Regions from separate parts of the Homo sapiens genome. Here region 1 is linked to region 2. The links are chromatin loops, found by intact Hi-C in ENCODE. Cell type or tissue: OCI-LY7. All regions are shown on one strand. Links, peaks and the distances in the headings refer to the core of each region. The heading gives the core; the rest is flanking DNA. Region 1 holds the start of SMARCC1 (SWI/SNF related BAF chromatin remodeling complex subunit C1). Region 2 holds the start of NME6 (NME/NM23 nucleoside diphosphate kinase 6).

Region 1 (5,371 bases), core at 52-5,051, 520 kb after region 2:
TTCTACAAAATAAATGCCTTGTAATCTTCATAGGTATCAATGTTGTTAAGGTTTAAGGACTAAGGAACTGTTCCATATTGAAGGAGATGAAACTTTATTAAATGCAAAGTGTGATTTTGAACTGGAAACTTTTGCTATAAAGGACTTCATGGTGCAATAGGAAAAACCTGAATGGGGTCTGGGGATGGCATCAGTGTTAATTTCCTGGTATAAATGATTGTATTGTGATTATGTAAGAGAATATATAGACTATACTTGTCTGTAGAAAATACACATTAAACTTTTTGATAGTGATGGGTATTATGTCAGCAACTTACTCTTAGATGATTCAGGAAAAGTTCTTTGTATTATATTTGCAACTTTTCTGTTAAATCTGAGAAAGTTTCAAATTAAAAACTTTTTTTTTCAGACGAGTTTGGCTCTGTCGCCTAGGCTGGAGTGCAGTGGCGTGATCTCAGCTCACTGCGATCTCCACCTCCTCCTGGGTTCAAGCAATTCTCCTGCCTCAGCCTCCCGAGTAGCTGGGATTACAGGCATGCACCACCACACCTGGCCAATTTTTGTAGTTTTAGTAGAGACGGGGTTTCACCATGTTGGCCAGGGTGGTCTGGAACTCCTGACCTCGTGATCAGTCTGCCTTGGCCTCCCAAAGTGTTGGGATTACAGGCGTGAGCTATCTCGCCTGGCCCTCTTGATCACATTCTATTAACTTTTTTATTTAATATATTTTACTGTCCGTGACACAGCCCTCAGGAGATCCTGAAAACATGTACACACCCTCATTTTTAAAAGATCTCAGAAACTTACCAGCAGTTAGTCACGTTCTCACAAGCAATTAGTTACTTGCTTCTCTGCGATCATATAGCATTATGTTCACAACTCCATTATGGCCAGTCATACTTTTTATGTTTCTGAAACAGGGTTTCGCTCTGTCGCCCAAGCTGAAGTGTAGTGAGTGGCGCGATTATAGCTCACTGCAGCCTCCATCTCCCCAGCTCAAGGGATCCTCCCACCTCAGCCCTCCAAGAGGCTAGGACCACAGGCTTGCAACACAACGCTGGCTGATTTTTGTATTTTTTGTAGAGACGGGGATGGGTGTGGTGGTCTAGAGCTCCTGGGCTCAATTGATCCTCCCGCCTCAGCCTCCCAAAGTGCTCCGCACCCGGCCAATATACCTTGTTAATAATTTAAAAATTTTCGGCTTCTATGTGGGCCATTCATTAACTCATCAAGTATTTACTGTACATCTGTTCCTTGTCTCAGGTGTTCAGGATACACCTGTGAACAAGTTAAGATTAGGTTCTCATGTAATTTATGTGGAAGGTAAATGAGAAACTAGAAACGCCGGGTCGTGGTGAGCGCTATGCAGAAAGTGTATGGGTGTGAACAGTTGTTCAAGATTGTTAAGATCTGACAACTACTTTCTGAAGTCCTTTGAAGCAGTGAATCTGAACGCGTCTCGTAAGTGCAAATCAGAAGGGAAGACCTGCTGAGGTCTCGAAAGAGCCAGTGCAAGGGCCCCTGGGGCAGGAATGAGCCGCTGTGGCTGGACCCCTGAGGGAGTGGAAGGTCTGTGAAGCCGAAAAGCCTAGGCGTGGGAGTCCCAGATGGCTGTTCACAAATGCCGCCGGGCCGCTGGGGGTGGAGGGCCTGAGGGAAAGCGGGGCCCGGCGCAGTCCCAGTCCGGGTGCAGGGCCCTCGGCCAGCACTCGATACCCTAGACAGGCTTTCCCTTGGGCATTTCTCGCACCAGGCCTTTTCCCTCCAGCGGAGGCGGGCTATGACACATAACCCACCTGCGGTTGTTGACCGCATAATGATTCGACGTCGGTAGCGAGGGAAGAGCAAGGCTCAAAAACCGGCGCTCACTAGGGCAGAATGCAGCCTACGGAGGATGGCGGAAGAGGCGGCTGAGGCCGCAGGACGTGCTATTCCAAGGCACGGCCGCACGAGTGCTACGCATGCGCGTGCGCTGGCTCGCGTCAGATACAGTGCCAGTTCCCAGATGGGGCGGGGCCGGGCGTCCGCGCCGGAAGAGGGTTGGCTGGGCGGGGCCGGGAAGCGGCAGTGGCGGCTACGCGCGCGGGGGTGCGCGCGGGAACGACCGGGAAACACCGCGAGGGCCGGGGTGGGCCAGGCTGTGGGGACGACGGGCTGCGACGATGGCCGCAGCGGCGGGCGGCGGCGGGCCGGGGACAGCGGTAGGCGCCACGGGCTCGGGGATTGCGGCGGCAGCCGCAGGCCTAGCTGTTTATCGACGGAAGGATGGGGGCCCGGCCACCAAGTTTTGGGAGAGCCCGGAGACGGTGTCCCAGCTGGATTCGGTGCGGGTCTGGCTGGGCAAGCACTACAAGAAGGTGGGTTCGCGCGCCCGTGGGGGCCGGGAGACCACGCGACCGGGGCCGGAGGCGGCAGCTGGCCTCGCGGGCCTCGGGCCGCCCCTCCCCCCCGCACGCCACGAGGGACAACAAAGGCAGGCGCCGGGCCCGCCACGCCCCCGCCGCCCGCTCTGGGCGCCCGCGATCCCGGGGCCTGACTGGGGTTCGGGGCTCTCTCCTCTGAGCCTACGCACCCATGGTGAAAGCCCCTGCTCAGTCTCGTGTGCCAGAGCAGGTCGAGCTCAGCCACTAAGCGAGTGTGACTCTCTCTCTTTTGTCAGCTGCCTTAGGTGTGTGAACAATGATCCCTAAAGACCGAGCAAGCGTGGTAAAAGCAGCTTCAAGTTTTGTTTAGAGCGTATTCAAAGTCTCGAGGGGGTTTGCTACCTGTTGTTGAATTGCTAAACGACTGGGATGATTGTATTCGTTAATTAATAACAGGCAATATGAATTCTAGGATGGATGAGAACTATTAACGACGGTTCTACCTCATCGTGCTTCTGGTTCTGTGTGGCGTGAGAGTTGATGGTCGCTTGTACGTAAAGTGTTCTAAAGGGAGGCCTTCCCCAAGAACCCAGTTTTTATTAGAGCACTTTTCTTGTGTCACCTTTATTTTCTTCGTAGTGTTTACCACATTTTGAAATTATTCATTTACTGATTTCTCCTACCTTTGGAACGGAAGTTCCGCCGAGTCAGTAGTTTTCAAAGTTTTGACTTAATCCTTTGTTTATAACAAATGTTTTTTTTTTTTCCAACTTCCCTTTTGTGTAAATATTCAGGAGGACTCCCTTAAAGGGTGTAATGAAGCAGGTAGCCGAAAAGGCTCCCCAGCCTCTGAAGTTTTCCTATCACCCTCTTTAGTTCTGTACTTTCTCCTATTGAGAATCATAGCACTGAAGCAAGGGCTTTGTTCACTGCAGTGTATCCGGGAACGTGGCTGATACTTATTGCCTTACCCTTAGTGGCTGCTTAGTAAATATTTGTTGAATGAATGAAAACATAAACTAGTTTAGGAACCTATTTTTTTGGCCTCAGCAGCTCAGTGAAGCCTGTCAGTGTTTGGCAGTTATTAGGCATGGGCAGGGATCTTGGGTTCCTTTGGCATTACACGTGGTACATTCAGAAATGACCATTTCTGGCCGGGCGCGGCTTGGAAGGCCGGGCGGGTGGATCACCTGAGGTCAGGAGTTCGAGACTAGCCTGACCAACATGGTGAAACCCCGTCTTTCCAAAAAATACAAAATTAGTCGGGTGTGGCAGCACATGCCTGTAATCCCAGCTACTCGGGAGGCTGAGGCAGGAGAATCTCTTGAACCCAGGAGGCAGAAGCTGCAGTGAGCCGAGATTGCACCATTGCACTCCAGCCTAGGTAATAAAGTAAGACTGTCTCCAAAAAAAAAAAAAAAAAAAAAACAAAAAAAAACCAAAGACCCAGAAATGATCATTTCTTTCTTTCTTGTTTTTGAAGGTCAGCTAGAAAAATTACATTTCTTATCTGAAGTTTGAGGAAGTGAGAGACAGTAATTATATTTTTAGGTGTCTGGACTTTTCCTCCTCTGAAATTACATTTAGACTGTAGATTTTTAGTAATATTGCCCTTTCTTACACAGTGATAAATTGGTCACTTTTTAAATGTAAGTAATAGAGCTTCCAGAAGTGGCTAATGGAATTGAATATGTTATGAAAATATTGGTTAATTCTTCTTTATTACATTCCTTTTAGCCAATGCTTTGGGTCTTAAATTCAGTGAAGCTTTAACAAAGAAAAATAATCTACAGGCATATTCCTTTGAATAATATCAAGGAAGAGAGTAGAAAAAGGCAAATTTCAGTAATTTCTACCTCTCCGCACTGTTCAGTGTGCATCAGTTTGGGATCAACTACAAGAAGCTTTAGACATGGATAATCCTTCGATATTTGTTTGGGTGGGTAGGGAAGTGGCTACAAAGCAGTTTGAGGAATTGCCCAGCAGTATTGAGACCACTAGGCTAATGTTGATTCACTATCCCTGAGACTTTATAGACAAAGTTACCTTTGACTTCTCAGGACTTTGTAAAGCCAGAGTGTATTTCTAGGGTCTACTGAGATTGAGAAACGTATATACCCTAGGCCTGACAGCCAGAATCTTTTCAGTCTCTGGGTGTTAGCGTTGAAGTGGTGAAAATATTATCACAAAGTTCTTTGCTTCTTTTCTACACAGTGCATTTCTATTTGGTGTACGCATTGGTTTTAACTAACCGTTTCTAGTGCATTTAATACTGCATTTTCAGAGCAGACAACAGTTTCAGTCTCAGTAAACATGATTTTGTTAGTGTCATTTTTTATTTATTTTTATTTTACTTTATTTTTTTGAGACAGGGTCTTTCTGTGTTGCCCAGGCTGGAGTACAGTGGCGTGATCATAGCTCACTGCAACCTCAAACTCTTGCATTCAGCTCATGCATTCAGTGAACAACTGAGCATTTACCATGTGCCGGGTACTTAAAGTATAACTCACTTAAAGTCCTCATAGCAGTCCTAAATGATAGATATTATTTACCTTCTTTTTCAAATGGAAGATACCTGAGACTTCATTTAGGAATTTTCTTTTTTTTTTGAGACAGGGTCTTTCTGTGTTGCCCAGGCTGGAGTGCAGTGGTGAGATCATAGCACACTGCAGCCTCAACCTCCTGGGCTCAGGTGATTCTCCCACCTCAGCCTCCTGAGTACCTGGGACTACAGGCACGAACCACCACACCTGGTTAATTTTTTGTATTATCAGTAGAGGCAGGGTTTTGCAGTGTTGCCCAGGCTGGTCTCGAACTCCTGGGCTCTCTGCCTGCCTCAGCCTCCCAAAGTGCAGGGCTTACAAGTGTGAGCCACCACACTTGGCCCACACTGACTCTTACTTGAAATATTTTGAGACTAATAAATTTTTGTTTTCTTAAATAAAATATAATAGACTTTTTTTGATCAAAAGATTAATTGGGCCAGGTGCAGTGGCTTGCGTCCGTAA
Region 2 (5,371 bases), core at 48-5,047:
GGATGGTGAAGAGATTCTGGGATTCCATTTTATTGGAGCATTTTTTTCCCCTTGCTTCTCATAAGGTGTCTGTCGGGGAGAGATCTGTGTCACTTATTGCAGTTTGTTGCATGCTGGAATGCTGCAGATTCTGGAATGCCATCTGTATCAGTTGTCTGGAATTTGGTTTCACATAAGGTTCTTGTCTTCTGTTTAACTGGTTTGCTGGGACTTCTGAAGTCCTGATGATCATACTGGGAAGGCAGACTCAGGGGTGGCGATGCTGGCTGTGGCCCTCATCTGCTGGGCCATGGTGGTTATTGTGTTGCTTCTTTTGCTGTGTCCTAGAACAGGGGCTTTACTGAGCCACCCATGTCCTCTGAGAGCTTTGCAACTTACAAGGACTGTTCTCTTCCTTCAGGGGCTGGGATGACTTGCTGATTTAAGCCCCTTTGTTGAGATACAGAGGTATTGTCATAATGACTGGGACTTGTGTTGCTCATCTTTGAGGAAGATTTGTTTAGGCTTGCTGTTATCCACCATATCTTTTATTTAGAGTAGTTTGCTGGCTAACTCACTGGGTCCTTTGGCCTACTGCAGATTCAGTTGCTACAACTCCGTCAGTGATTCCGTGTAGGGAGAAGTAATGGGTTGTCATTTTTGGAGTCAGGGTTGGGGGCCTGGGGTTTGAGAATCAGGTCAGAATTCATGGGTTGAGGTTTAGGGATTTGAGGTTGGGATTAGGAGGTTAGAAGATAAGCATCAAGGGCTCAGGATCTAGAGACCAGGTCTAGGATTAAAGGATTATAAATTTAGGGACTAGGGCTTGGGTTAGGATTGGAACTGAGTAGCAGAGGAGTTAAGATTAGAATAGGGGGTGGTGGTCAAGGGTCTAAACAAAAAGAGAAGAGATGCAAGGGTCTGCGGAGAGACTGGAAAAACTTTCCTCGTAAGTTCCCAAAGGTGACTGGGTATCAGGAAACTATTGGGAAGTGGCTTCTTATTGCTGCAGGGACAGAAGCCATGAGTTGGGGATAAACCTTCCAAGAGGGCAACACCTGTGTAGGCAGACACCGAAGTCAGTTAAATGTGCAAGTAAGTCTTTACATTGATGACAGTTATCGTTTATTTTCATTCTTCTCATTCTCAGTGATTTCCCTCAAAAAAAAAAAAAAAAACCCAAGAAACCAAAACACTTTTTTTTTTTTTAACCATCTTTATTCAACCTGTCACCAAGTTTCTGGTCACCTGCCACAGCTGACCCCCGATCCATTCTCCCTGTCCCCATCCTCTCCATACATCACAGTACACACCAGGAATACCCCCAGTTCTCATCTCCTCACCCTGGGCTGCGTCAATAGACTCCAGAGTAACCCAAACCACACCCTGCTGCCCAGATTCCTAATGACACGTGAAAGGCCGTTATGACTTGCTTTCCTCATGCCCTATGCACACCTGGGCTCCAGCCAAGGATCCTCCTTCATCAACCCCCATATTAGCTACGATCCTTCATGCTAATGTATCGCTCAGAGCTCAAAAGACTTTGAAGGGCCTGTGCCTTCGCTATCGAGCGCTTAAGTTCTTTGCCCTCCGCGTACTTTTGACAAATACTGGGCATCAACCATGTTCCAGGAACTACCCTGGGCAAAGAAAATAACTGGGCAAGGTTTCCATCGGTGTCTCTGCTGGCGGGCATCGCCCCCGCCGGGCCGCCACCCTGAACGAGCCCGTCCGGTCCTCTGGGTTCCGCCACCCTGCGTAGCGCTGCGCCAGCACCCGGCCCAGCACTCCCTCCCGCCGAGGGCGCCCAGGCCGGCTTCCGAGGGCGCCCAGGCCGGCTTCCGAGGGGCGGTTCCCACAAGCGAGTTCCGGCGCCCAGAACGGCTTCATCCTCTCGTCCCGTCCGCGGCAAATGCATGCGCCTGGAAAACCCGCCACCCTCCAGGGCAACTCACACCTCACCTCACGCCGCGGCGCAACCGGACTAGGACCCCGAGCAGGGCTGCCCAGGGAGCGCCTGAAGGACCCTGCGAGGGCCGCAGGCTATCCAGCGTGGCGCCTGGTGGCCGGGCCCTGTGCCGGAGGACAAGGTGAACCCGCAGCCGGACTTCTGCTGCACTGGGGCTCCGAATGACCCAGAATCTGGGGTGGGCTTAGGCCCCGGGTACGAGGGGTGAGGGCTGCGCGGTTGCAGGCCTAGAGAAGTAGGGGGCTGGGTCGAGAGTTGAGGCCGTGAGCCCGGGGGGCTGGAGGGCGTGGCCACGGGGGTAGGGGCGCAGGTCCCGGCCGCGCGTGGGTGGACCAGGGCTGGGCCGCCGCCCTCCAGGAAGCGAGTGGTGGCCCCCTCGAGTGCTGGGGTGGCAGTGTACCGACAGCTTTACTTTTTTTTTGTTTTGGAGACGGAGTCTGGTTCTGTCGCCAGGCTGGAGTGCAGTGGCGCGATCTCGGCTCACTGCAGCCTCCGCCTCCAGAGTTCAAGTAATGCTCCTGCCTCAGCCTCCCTAGTAGCTGTGACTGTAGGCGCGCGCCGTTATGCCTGGCTAATTTTTTTGTATTTTTAGTAGAGACGGGCTTTCACCATGTTGGCCAGGATGGTCTTGATCTCCTGACTTCGTGATCCGCCCGCCTCGGTCTTTCAAAGTGCTGGGATTACAGGCGTGAGACACCGCGCCCTGCCTAAAATTTTTAATTCTCATGGAGTCACCTTTAAGTCTAACAGGATTCTCGACTTGTCAGTTTGTTGTAAACCAAGAGTCAAGACAGCCACAACTTAGCTGCGTTAGTAAAGGAACCATGTCCTCCCTACAGGCCGCGTGTTCTTGCCACGAGAACCCCTAGCAGCCTGGCCTTGGAATGGCTGGATGAGGTGCATTCGTTGGTTCATTCAGATACTGTTAAGAGCCAGCTGTGTGCTAGGTACTGCTTACACCTTCTGGTGGTGAAGACGGAACTGAAGGGAACTTGCAAGGAGCTGTGAGAAAGTGTAACGGGAAGTGAGCTAAGATCACTAAGGTGGGCAGGAGGCAACCAGAGAAAGCACATTCAGGACTGCGAAAACTACTCACACAAAGGCTGTCAAGCCAGAAATTCTTTCAAAACTGAAAGGCCCATGAGGTTGGAGCTAGAGAAACTTAAGGAGTGTGGGGTTCCAGATGAGGCTAGAGAGGTACGTGGGGAACCACAAGATCATGCAGAGCCTGGGAGGCCGTGATAAGGATTTTGGTTTTTATTCTAAGAACAGGGTGCCCTTTAAAGGGTTAAGGAGGGGAACCATATGATTAGATTTTCATGTGTGGTTCACTTTGGCTGCTGTGTGGAGATTGTAGAGGTTGGCAGGACAGAAACTGGGAGACCAAAGAGGAGGCTGTCAAGATGTCCAGAGGGGAATGATGATGTCTTAGAGTTATGGTGGTAGCAGTTGAGGATGGGAGAATGGTATGGGTTTTGAGATATATTAGGTAGGGAAAATTGCCAGAAGTTGGTGATCGTGTGGATATGAAGAGTGAGGGAGGGGAGGTGTCATGGATGTCTCTGTAGACAGTTGCTGAAAATGACGTGTTACCACCTGTGGCATTAGGGAGAGTGGGTTAGCTGATCTTGTACTGGTTAGATTGGGTGTGGCTTTATGGTTTGAGTGGAAAATCAGGTTGAAAGCTGTAGAAAGGACATGAATAGGAGCGACCATGGCAGTTTCTTTGCTTGGGCCAGATTCTAATACCACCTTTAACATGATTGACAGTTTTTAGGATAAGATAAATGAGAATGTTGTCTAGACTCTGTCCCTGCCTATGTTAATGGAAGCCTTCTCTGTATTTGTCGACAAATGATTTTATATATATACACACATATATATTATATATATATACACACACACACATACACACATATGTAGTAGAGTCAGGGTCTTGCTTTGTTGCCCAGGTCAAACTCCTGGCCTCAAGTACTGATATTACAGGTGTGAGCCACTACACATGGCCAAATGAGAGATAATATTGAGATAAGATTTTGAGACAAAGTCTTTACTCCTGCAGAGGTGATAAATTTCTCACGTATAACTCGGATTTCACAATTGGAAAAGACCTCAAAATTCCCTTAGTCCAGTTTATAAAATGCTTTTATGTCCATTATATCATTTCTACAATATTGAGCTCTTACACCATGCTAGACATTAGGAATACAAAGATGAATAGAAATAAGACTATATAGGTTTATTTAGTAAATAAAATTGATCAAGCACCTTTGTGTCAGGCACTGTTTCAGATGCAAAATGGTTATGACTTGTTCCTGATGTTGGAGTTGTGTGTTGACCTCAGTGTTACCACTGAGGACAGCTGAGTGTATTAACAGGTTTGATTTGGGCACAGGAGATCCTGATCTCTCCATAATATTAGAATAGAGATGGTGTTTATCCAGCAGACTTTTTGGTATCCTGGTAGCACCTCAGTTGCTGTCCATCAATCTTCCAATTCTAGATTTGATAGGAGAGCACTATGGGATGGAAGATTTTAAGAGATGAATTCATCATTATGAATAGGCCTTGTGGATAGGCTGTTTAGGAGTATAAATTGTAAATCCTCTGTAAAATACAAAAGGAAGTTAGGAAGGGATATTGGCAGAGACAGGTAGTATTTAAACTTGAGTTTCTTTTAATGGGTAATTCCCTCATAGGCTTACAGTTGCACTAGATTGTATACTCCACGGGGGAACTTGAATGCTCCCTCTACAACTCCCCTCCCTTGATCCCATGAGCCCAAATGGGCAATTAAAATAATGTATATGGCCTTAAGATGAAACTGTCAGGTTCTTTATGAGTGTCAGGAGTGAGAGCACTCGTTGGCTTGCAAGGCTGCGTGGCTCCAATGTAGGGAAGGCTGGGAGTGCCGTCCTGAAGGGTTCCTAATACAGCTCTCTAATGGCAGGAGTGAGATGGCCTCAATCTTGCGAAGCCCTCAGGCTCTCCAGCTCACTCTAGCCCTGATCAAGCCTGACGCAGTCGCCCATCCACTGATTCTGGAGGTAAGAATGAATCCTAAGTCTCTACCGCATGCCCTGGGAATTGCTACTGCTTCAGGTGCCATTGGGCCATTTATGGTGACTGACAACACAGACTTGTGCTGGATGCTGTGGAGGCAAAGCTAGAAGCCATGAACTCTGACCTAAGGAGACTAAGAATCCATTGGAGACTTGAGGCAGACCTAAAATGTAAGAAAGGACCCAAAGCAATAATAGAACCGAATATCAAGACAATGTGTATTTGTTAGTTTCTATTGCTACATAACACATTACTCCAGACTTGAGAGCTTAAAACAACACTTATTTGTTATTTCACAGTTCAGTAGTTTAGAGGTCCAGTAGGCTTGGCTGAGTTGTTTGCTTAAGGTCTCACAAGGCC

Evidence for each region. Peaks named below come from ENCODE experiments on the same cell type or tissue, not always from the same donor. Only the 100,000 strongest peaks of a DNase experiment are listed, where the experiment ranks them.
Region 1: a loop joins it to region 2, with 6 times the contacts of the local background. A loop is called at or near these places in 2 of 110 quality-filtered maps.

Annotation. Positions count from the first base shown.
Region 1 is chr3:47,778,589-47,783,959 of GRCh38, reverse strand. SMARCC1 (SWI/SNF related BAF chromatin remodeling complex subunit C1) reads left to right here and starts at 2,067. Exons shown (of 28, transcript NM_003074.4): 1 at 2,067-2,357. The coding sequence starts at 2,163. RefSeq lists silencers at 1,324-1,383, 1,494-1,543, 1,954-2,173, 2,354-2,593 and an enhancer at 1,827-2,121. In OCI-LY7, for the core only: no CTCF peak of the experiment used is centred there; DNase peaks (open chromatin) are centred at 959, 1,979, 2,569 and 3,289; H3K4me3 peaks cover 4,834 bases; H3K27ac peaks cover 4,327 bases.
Region 2 is chr3:48,298,051-48,303,421 of GRCh38, reverse strand. It overlaps NME6 (NME/NM23 nucleoside diphosphate kinase 6), which reads left to right and starts at 2,055. Exons shown (of 6, transcript NM_001308426.2): 1 at 2,055-2,069; 2 at 4,899-4,995. The coding sequence starts at 4,906. RefSeq lists silencers at 1,633-1,852, 2,153-2,352 and an enhancer at 1,943-2,072. In OCI-LY7, for the core only: a CTCF peak has its summit at 2,911 (motif pointing left); DNase peaks (open chromatin) are centred at 1,471, 1,961 and 2,931; H3K4me3 peaks cover 3,097 bases; H3K27ac peaks cover 3,531 bases.